Regions from separate parts of the Homo sapiens genome. Here region 2 is linked to region 1. Evidence: read pairs that join two places in POLR2A ChIA-PET (ENCODE). Cell type or tissue: Caco-2. All regions are shown on one strand. Each heading gives the region's core, and the rest is flanking DNA. Links, peaks and the distances in the headings are about the cores only.

The links. Peaks named below come from ENCODE experiments on the same cell type or tissue, not always from the same donor. Only the 100,000 strongest peaks of a DNase experiment are listed, where the experiment ranks them.
Region 2: POLR2A ChIA-PET joins it to region 1 with 12 read pairs; 4 of 35 experiments call an interaction of 5 or more read pairs at or near these places.

The regions. Positions count from the first base shown.
Region 1 is chr11:73,963,748-73,968,507 of GRCh38, reverse strand. It overlaps DNAJB13 (DnaJ heat shock protein family (Hsp40) member B13), which reads right to left. Exons shown (of 8, transcript NM_153614.4): 4 at 3,473-3,630; 5 at 2,257-2,370; 6 at 50-163. Among named protein-coding and RNA genes, the nearest start is that of DNAJB13, 15 kb to the right of the region's middle. RefSeq lists silencers at 3,740-3,829, 3,850-3,959. In Caco-2, for the core only: no CTCF peak of the experiment used is centred there; DNase peaks (open chromatin) are centred at 2,607 and 3,067; H3K27me3 peaks cover 295 bases.
Region 2 is chr11:73,714,496-73,719,255 of GRCh38, reverse strand. It overlaps RAB6A (RAB6A, member RAS oncogene family), which reads left to right. Exons shown (of 8, transcript NM_198896.2): 4 at 538-643; 5 at 2,894-3,005. Among named protein-coding and RNA genes, the nearest start is that of RAB6A, 44 kb to the left of the region's middle. In Caco-2, for the core only: no CTCF peak of the experiment used is centred there; no DNase peak of the experiment used is centred there.

The DNA of each region.
Region 1 (4,760 bases), core at 1,480-3,979:
GGGCTCACTCTGATCTCCTCCCCGCTGCTCCTGCACTTTGCCCACTCACCTTGCCAAGAGGGATGGGGTTCACGAAGAAGAGGTTGTCATTCTCCCTGCGGAAGCGAGGGTGTAGCTTCTCCTTTACGATGAAAATGATGTCTGCTGGGATGATGTTGGGGCCCTGGGCAGGGGACGCCAAAAGGTGACAAGGACTAGTTGGCCGTGTGACCTTGGCCAAGTTCCTGCCTCTACTTGTCTCCATGTCTTCATCTGTACAATGGGGAGATGAGAGCAGGTTTTCTGGAAGGGCCTTTTCAGTTTGGCCCCCATAGCCCAGATGGATTAGAAGCCCGAGAAGCTTACCCAAATGAATCCCCCCAGAATTACTTCTGTACTGAGCATGCCCAAAATAGACACACTCAGCTGGAGGGGCGGAGAGGCTTCCTCAGACGGCAGGCAGGTGGAACACTAAGCTGGGCGTCAGGCAACTGCCCGTATGTCTCTGTCTTGCTAGTAACTCCAGGCATGACACCCCTGTCCCAAACTTCATTAAGTCACCAAAACTCTGCTGAGGTCTCTTCTGGGCGCTGGGGACAGAGGAATCAGACTGGCCCCTAACACTGACAGTGAATCCTCAGCACGCTCAAGACATGATAAAGGGAGGCCCAGAGGCTGGGGCTCAGAGGAGGCTGCCCAGAGCGGGGAACACTGGAGCTGGGTTTTGAAGCGTGTTTATTCGAAGTAGATGTTTTATTTGTATTTTGTCTGTTTGTTTTGTTTTTAGACAGGATCTCGCTCTGTTGCCCAGGCTGAAGTGCAGTGGCATGATCATACTTCACTGCAGCCTTGACCTCCTCGGCTCAAAAGATCCTCCTGCCTCAGTCTCCTGAGTATCTGGGACCACAGGCACACACTACCATGCCCAGCTAAATTTTTTATTTTTAGTAGAGACAAGGTCTCGCTATGTTGCCCAGACTGGTCTCAAACTTCTGAGCTCAAGTGATTCTCCTGCCTTGGCCTCCCAAAGTGCTGAGGCTATAAGTGTGAGCCACCAGGCCAGACCGGAGGTAGATGTTTCATAGGTGAGAAAGGGGGCAAAAAGTGCAGGCAAAGGAATGTGTCTTCCCTGGCTCTGAATGCCTCTTCTCAGGACTTAAGGATTCAGCACGCCTTGGACAATAAATTTATGTTTTTATTTAAATAGTATTTAATTTAAAATTATTATTAATAGGCCAGGCACGGTGGCTCACACCTTTAATCCCAGGCACTTTGGGAGGCCGAGGCAGGCGTATCACCTGAGGTCAGGATTTCGAGGCCAGTCTGGCCAACACGGAGAAACCCTATCTCTATAAAAATACAAAAATTAGCTGGGTGGCTGGGCGCAGTGGCTCACGCCTGTAATCCCAGCACTTTGGGAGGCCGAGACAGGTGGATCACCTGAGGTCAGGAGTTCAAGACCAGCCTGGCCAACATGGTGAAACCCCGTCTCTACTAAAAATACAAAAATTAGTCGGGTGTGGTGGTGCATGCCTGCAATCCCAGCTACTGGGGAAGCTGAGGCAGCAGAATAACTTGAACCCGGGAGGCGGAGTTTGCAGTGAGCTGAGATCGCACCACTGCCTTCCAGCCTGGGTAACAGAGCGAGACTCTGTCTCAAAAAAAAAAAAAAAAAAAAAAAAATTAGCTGGGCGTGGTGGCACATGCCTGTAGTCCCAGCTACTCAGGAGGCTGGGGCAGGATAATTGCTTGAATCCAGGAGGTGGAGGCTGCAATGAGCTGAAATCATGCCACCTCACTCCAGCCTGGGCGACAGTGAGACTCCATCTCAAAATAAAAATAAATAAATAAATAAATACATAAATAAATAAAATTATTATGATTAAATGGTTTCTGAGTAGCTCCTGTAATTGGGCTTTATTCTGAGAAGCACTGAAGAAAATCAGGAAAACACTGGAGTTCAGACTGGGATCTCCTTTCAGCTCCCATGTTCTTGCCCTGGGCAAGTCCCTTTCTTCTCTGGGCCCCCATTTCCCACTCTGTAAAATGGGGACAGTCCCTGGGCTGCCTGTTCACAGAAGCACTGTAAGGCTAAGGCTCTGTTCCTTGGAAGGAACATTAGGGATCCCATCTCACCCACTCTGCAGACTGGGCTCTCTACAGACCAAGGCTCACAGGGGCAGGAAAAAGTATTGCCTCCTTTCCCTTCCTTTCCTCCTCAGTCTTCCCACCGCCTGAGCTCAGTGACTGACCTGAGTCAGCTTCTTCCCCCCTCACCTGGTCCCCTTCCTTCTCAAAGGTGATGCGTGTGCCCTGCCTCCAACCGGGCTTCACATCAATGGTCAGGATCTTGTCCTTGATGGTGGAGGAGTACCCATCCTCGTTCAGCACCTATAGCAACATATCAGGTGTGGGGAGGTCTGCTTAGGACTTCCATGAGTACAGTCGAGATTTGCTCAGATTTTCATGAACACTCAGGTGACCTTTGCACACGTGAAAGATGCTCTATGGGATTTGTACTTGGGCTCAATCCTCTAGCAATGGGAAGAGCCTCCAGCAATGGGGAGAGCCTGCCCTGAGCCACTCCCACTCCCATCCTGTTGCCATGACAACCAAGAACTTATGATTCCAGTATGGCAGAGGATGCCATGAGACTGGGGCTGGGGGCTGAGATGCCAAGCAGTCACCATTAGTTGATCAAACACACAGCTCCAGCCCTGGCCACTAACAGATACATGGTGAAAATGTACTCCATTCCTCTCTCCAAATCCCAGAGGCCCGGCCCTGAGCCTCCAGCAAGTCTCTTAATCCCAAAGAGAGAAATGAAAGTCAACATATCTAAGCCTCCCCCAGTGCATTCCCCACTGGGGATCCTTCCACTCCCCAGTCGCATGTCCAGATGGGTTCCATCTGTGGAAAGCATGGCCGCATCGGCATCTCCTCTGCTGGGCAAAGGTGGAGGGGGCTTGCTCTTATGCCTGGCACAGGGCTGGGCCATGGGACAGGGCCAAGCCAAGGACTAGACATGAGGCACTGAGGGTCTTCCTCAACCCGTCACCTTGGGGACTATCTCCCAGCCCACCCTCCATGCCCACTGTTCTTTCTTATGCACGAGGCATGCACCCTGATGAAATCCTGGGAATATGGTCTGGTAAAGCCCAGAAGGAAGAATTCAGAAGAGACTCCTCCCATTCAGAGCCTTTCCAGTTCCCACGGGGATGGGGCTGAACTGAAAGAAAGGAAGGGAAAGAGCCTGTCCCAGTTGGGAAGGCTGCAGAGGGCACTCCTGCACTAGGAAAGAACCGGGCTAATGTCTTCAACTGTCCCTTCCGAATTTCAGATTCCGGAATTCTAACATCCTAGGTCTCTGAATCTAAGGTTCCATAATTCCATCAGAGACCATCCCTGAGTCCTCCCACCCAGGTAAGGGAGGAGGCAGCTGCTAGGCTGCAGGAGATAGGTGGCTCCCGGGAGGAGCAAGCTGAGTACTCACCCTTCTGGAGATCTTAATTTTTTTGGTGCAGCCAAAGAATAAGTCCTCCAGGGACAGGTAGAGATCCCGTTCGACTTGGGGGTCCTGCTTCTTGACCCCTCGGCCCTGGAGCCCCCCAAAGTTCAAATCTACCTCACTTCCTTCTGCATCAAAAAACTCTGCAGGAGGTAGGGAGAGGAGTAAGAGAAATTGTATCCAGAGACCCAGACATGCGCGCGCGCGCACACACACACACACACACACACACACACACACACACACACACACACAGCCTCCCTATCCAGATATGCTCCCCAACCTCTTCAGTGTCCTGTGTAACACCCAGCATCCTATAACCACCTCTCAGACTGGCCAAGCCAAGGAGCTGTCTTCAACTGCAGATGCAGTGATTATCATCCTTTGCCATTTCCCACTGCTTCACCTCCCCTTGGGACATTCCCCCCCCACCCCGCCCAACGCTTCCCCGTCTCTCTTATTCACAACTCGGATACCGTAACTCTGGCTGTCTCAGGAAAGGGAGGCACTCCCTCTGGTGGCCGCGCTCAGGAGTGCCAGAAGAGACTGCTGGTAGTCCTCGGCAGGAAGGTGAGAGCCTGCCAGTCCTCTCTACTCTTCCCCAGACTCCATAACCCTTCGCTGTCCAGCCCAGCCCAAGATTGCTAAAGACCCCAGACTCAAGTTTCTATAAAGCTGTCAGCTGAGATGGGGGAGGGAAAGGGTTGGTCCCTAACAATTTGAGAGGCCACCGGCATTCCCCAAACTCCTCTTTCCTCAATTTCTTTTGCCCCTGCCCAGCTCTGCACCCATAACCCCTCTTGCTGCCCCCATCCTTCCTCCCAGTGCAAAGACAGCCCCATCCTGGCTCTGCCCCTGATGTGCTGTGTGATCCGTGGGCTTCAGTGTCTTGGTCTGTGGGATGGGGTAATAATGCCTGACCTGCCTTCCACCATTAAGATGAAGAGCTAAAACTTGCTGAGAGCTTACTATGCGTCAGGTGCTATTTTTGGAACCTTACATTATTATTTCATTGGTCCAGGGAGCCCAAACAAAACGCTTAAGGTCCCGTAGCTAGTAAGCAGTAGAGTTGGGATCTGAACCACAGGACAATATGACTACGGAACCTGTGTCCTTAACCACTGTGCCACGCCGCATCGCTAGATGTGGAAGCCCCTCATAAGCTGTAAACTCGAGGGGCGCTATGGTTAAGAGTTTTCATATTCTGCCTCTCATGGTTAATGCCATGGAATGAACTTCACAGGCTAGAATGGTGAAATGACCTTAGGCAGGG
Region 2 (4,760 bases), core at 1,217-3,716, 250 kb after region 1:
TTTTGTTTTGTTTTGTTTTTTTCTCTATTTAACCATCAACAGTCTACTTTTTGCCACTTGAAAGGCATAGGGATTCAAACAGGTTTTAGGTAGGGAAAAAGGGAAGCCATATTTCTGATTCTGTGAAATTTTTCCCAGTGGCATTTTCCAGTCATTTATGTTTGGAGTATGCAAATTTTTAATATTTCTCCCTTTTGAAAAAGGAGTTTTGTGTTATTTTCATTCCTCACTCCCTGCAACCTCTTGCATGAGTCTTCTTTCTACTTCCTTCCCACCCTCTCCCTTTTACAAAAAACATTGTTTCTTTTTTCTTTTTAGTATTAGTTTGGTTTTTTTTTTTTTATTTATTTTTTCCCATCTCACAGATCAGGCTTCAGCTGTGGGATACTGCGGGTCAGGAACGTTTCCGTAGCCTCATTCCCAGTTACATCCGTGATTCTGCTGCAGCTGTAGTAGTTTACGATATCACAAGTAGGTATATTGCAACGGGTTGACCTTTCTTATTTTTCTTGCTTGTTTGACTGATTTTGTTGTTAGGTACGATTGCAATTATGGGACACAGCAGGTCAAGAGCGGTTCAGGAGCTTGATTCCTAGCTACATTCGTGACTCCACTGTGGCAGTTGTTGTTTATGATATCACAAGTGAGTGGAGGGAATTATGCATTTCTAATCTTCTTTCAACCTTTAGCTTAGCTGCATGCATGTTCTTGTCTTGTGCTTGTTTTCCTTACTGGCATGTAAAAATAAGTTTTATCATAGTAAATTACATACCAGCCAGGTCAGAAATATTTGCTTTGGTGTTTATACCAATATGCTTTATATGTAACTGTGCCAGGTTTTTTGCCCCAGAAATTTTCTTTTGGGTCCAACTATGAATCCTCTTCAAGGGTTTCTTAGTATCCTGTTATTCGTAAACCATACCATAATTATAGTTGGAGGAATGTTTCCTTGATCTCAGATTTCTCTAAAATAAAATGATCTGCATTTAAGTCTCTTGCCAGGTTTTCCAAATCCTCCAAGCTTTCTATTGAGGCTATTACAAGCTTCTGCTAGCCAGCTTTTCTCTGCTTTCCCCTTCCAGCCATTCTCTCTCTGTAGAGGAAGACAGAGAAAACATAATGTACAGTTTTCTATTAATCTTTTTTATTTGAATCATATTTTGGTTCTGTGACTGATTTATTTACTTTGTTGCTAACAAATTACACTTTCATTTCTCTCCAAGAAAAAAATTTTAAATAGGAGGTGAAACAACTAGTAGTCTTTTTCTTTTTTCTAAAGATTGAATAATGCCTGTGGCCTTTTAAGTGATTGTAAATTTTCCATGAAGCATTGGTGACTGACAAGAAAATGCTTTCTGATTGAAATTGCCTTTGTAAATTGGTTTATGACATATATTAGGCAATATTAAACATTATTACATGTAGTGGTTCATAACTTATAGGAAAACCAGGGTCTTGAACTCCTGGGTTCAAGTGATCCTCCTGCCTCAGCCTTCTAAAGTGCTAGGTTTAGGCCGGGCACAGTGGCTCACGCCGGAAATCCCCATATTTTGGGTGGCCAAGGCAGGCGGATCACCTGAGGTCAGGAGTTTGAGACCAGCCTGACCAACGTGATGAAACTCCATCTCTACTAAAAATGCAAAATTAGCCAGGTGTGGTGGTGCATGCCTGTAATCCCAGCTACTTGAGAGACTGAGGCAGGAAAACCTCTTGAACCTGGGAGGCGGAGGTTGCAGTGAGCCAAGACCGTGCCATTGCACTCCAGCCTGGGCAACAAGAACAAAACTCTGTCTCAACTACAACAACAACAACAAAAACTAAAGTGCTAGGGTTACAGGCATGAACCATTGTGCCCAGCCCAGTATCTGGGGCTTTCTTTTTAAATTTTTAAAAAATGTGTACCACACTACACAGATGTAGTATCTTGGGCTAAAAAAAATCTTAAATAGACAAAGGAACTATTCATTTGGACTAGTAATACTGTTACTATGCATTCTTGCATATCTCCTCAATTAGGAATTGTTATCTAATAACGAATAATTGTGCTGGCAAAATTAGAAGATTGCATTCAAGGACTTTTTTTGAGATAGGTGCTATATGCAGTCTTTCTTCCTTTGCACCTTTACTTTGGGTTGCTGTTTGTTTAAAAAAAAGAGGTATGTTCATATTGTGCATTGACACGTTTTGTAGCTTTAAAATGTTTGTGCTTACTTTAACCACAGCAAGTGAAACCTGGTGTATTTTTTTTTAAATCCACAAATGTGATTCAAATATTAGTACGTTGTTTTCTTTAGCTGCTGTAAGAAGTGTTGAAGTACTCTACTTAGAATCCAACACTAGAAAAGATAAATTTTGTTACAAGTGTTTCTGATGCATTAAACAAATAAACTTTAGGTTAAAGTGATCACAAACTGAGGAAGCAGTGCAAACAGTGGTGTTGAAAGCTATTGAAAGGCTTTACAGATTTTCTGGATGTGTTGGGACTTACTGGCTGACATACTTTGGAAAATGCTTTCTTTGTCATGTTTGGTATGTGTAAGTGATCAAAAAAGCATTGTGGCAATGTGACACCATATTATCTGCCATAGCTGTCCTTATATTTCAAAAAGTTGTTTTTTTTTCAATTAAATACTACATTGTACTCATTTGATCATGTTCAAAAAATTTTTAAACTACTCTAAAAGGAACCTTGAAGATTTTATTCTTGTAATTTGTTTAAATTGCTGACAGTTGTAATCAGATAAAATGGAGTTATGTTGCAGGCACATTAAAAGTGGGGTACTAATGTGCCAGCCCCCTTCCAACTTCCAGGGCTTTTTTGGAGGGAGGTGCCCACCACCTGGGGAGGCATTTTTCAGCAACACTAATCTCTCTGTCTACCCTCCTATACTAGATGTTAACTCATTCCAGCAAACTACAAAGTGGATTGATGATGTCAGAACAGAAAGAGGAAGTGATGTTATCATCATGCTAGTAGGAAATAAAACAGATCTTGCTGACAAGAGGTATGGAGTTATTTTATATGTGTGTAATGTTTGATTTCTGTGATGCAGCCTTTTATTTTTGTTCACTGAGAAATTGTTTTGAAAGGAGACATGCTTAATCCTTAAGTTTACGTCCTCCCCTGCTTTTCTTTAGCATGGGAACCTCAAATATAAATGTAAATATTAAACAGCCAGTCCTTAAGGGAAATGAATTTTATTTTGTTTAAGCCCATGTGTAAATAACTCTTGTGCAAGTTTGTTTAGACATGAAGCCAGTAAATATTTTGCTTTTTTTAGATCTCATAAGTATGAAAAGTGTTTTGTTAAAGAGCAAGCCATTTTGGAAAAACCTTATCTTTAAAAATTGTTCATAATGATTAAATGCACACTCTTTTCTTAGTAGTCTTCTTATAAAACATTCATTATAATTCAGTGGTGTGGATTTTTGTTTTTTGGTTGTTGGTTTTTAATTGTGTGGCTGAGCCAGACTGTGTAGTTGCACTGAATAGCTTGATTGTGATACCTTAGTCAAATGAGCAAAGCGATATTCAAGTCACAGGATGCAAAATATATTAACATTCACTGTAGGACCCATGGCTTGAATATTTGCTTTCAGCATTCTTAAGCGATTTACTGCATATTCTTTCTGCTTTAAATAGTTTTGACCATACTACTTAATAGTAAGAGCTTTTACTATTTATTTGTTTATTCATGAGATGGATATTGAAATTCGGGTAATGAACTTGTGATATTAATTCAAGTGTTGCAAAGAAAGCCAGTGTTAAAAGACTTGTGGAGATATGAAGCCCATTTCTGCACATGGCACCTCAGTTAGAATTGGTAGTACAGGCCGGGTGCGGTGGCTCACAACTGTAATCCCAGCACTTTGGGAGGCCAAGGACGGTGGAACACGAGGTCAGGAGTTCAAGACCAGCCTGGCCAAGATGGTGAAATCCCGTCTCTACTAAAAATACAAAATTAGCTGGGCGCTGTGGCATGCACCTGTAATCCCAGCTACTCGGGAGGCTGAGGCAGGAGAACTGCTTGAACCAGGGGAGCGGAGGTTGCAGTGAGCTGAAATTGTGCCATTGCACTCCAGCCTGGGCAACAGAGTGAGACTCCGTCTCAAAAAAAAAAGAATTGGTAGTACAGTTGCAAAAAAGTCTTTCTTAATTTAAAAGTAAATTCAAAGTGATTGCATCTTTTCTTTATAAAAATATGTTTTGGACATGAACTGCTATGAAGGAAATTTTCACTATTTTATTTATCCTCACTCTAGAGACTTTGTAGGTACTTTTCTTTTTTTGGGATGGAGTCTCATTCCGTCGCCCAGGCTGGAATGCAGTGGTGTGATCTCAGCTCATTACAACCTCCACCACCTGGGTTCAAGCGATTCTTCTGCCTCAGCCTCCTGAGTAGCTGGGATTACAGGCGCCTGCCACCATGTCCTGCAAATTTTTGTATTTTTAGTAGAGACGGGGTTTCACCATGTTGGCCAGGCTGATCTTGAACTCCTGACCTCGTGATCCACCCGCCTCAGCCTCCCAAAGTGCCAGGCGTGAGCCACCGCGCCCTGCCAGTACCTTTATTTTATTTATTTATTTATTTTTGAGTTGGAGTCTCGCATTGTCACCTGGGTTGGAGTGCCATGGCGCGATCTCGGCTCACTGCAACCTCTGCCTCCCAGGCTCAAGCAATTCTCCTGCCTCAGCCTCCCGAGTAGCTGGGATTACTGATGCCTGCCACCATGCCCGGCTCATTTTTTTGTATTTTTAG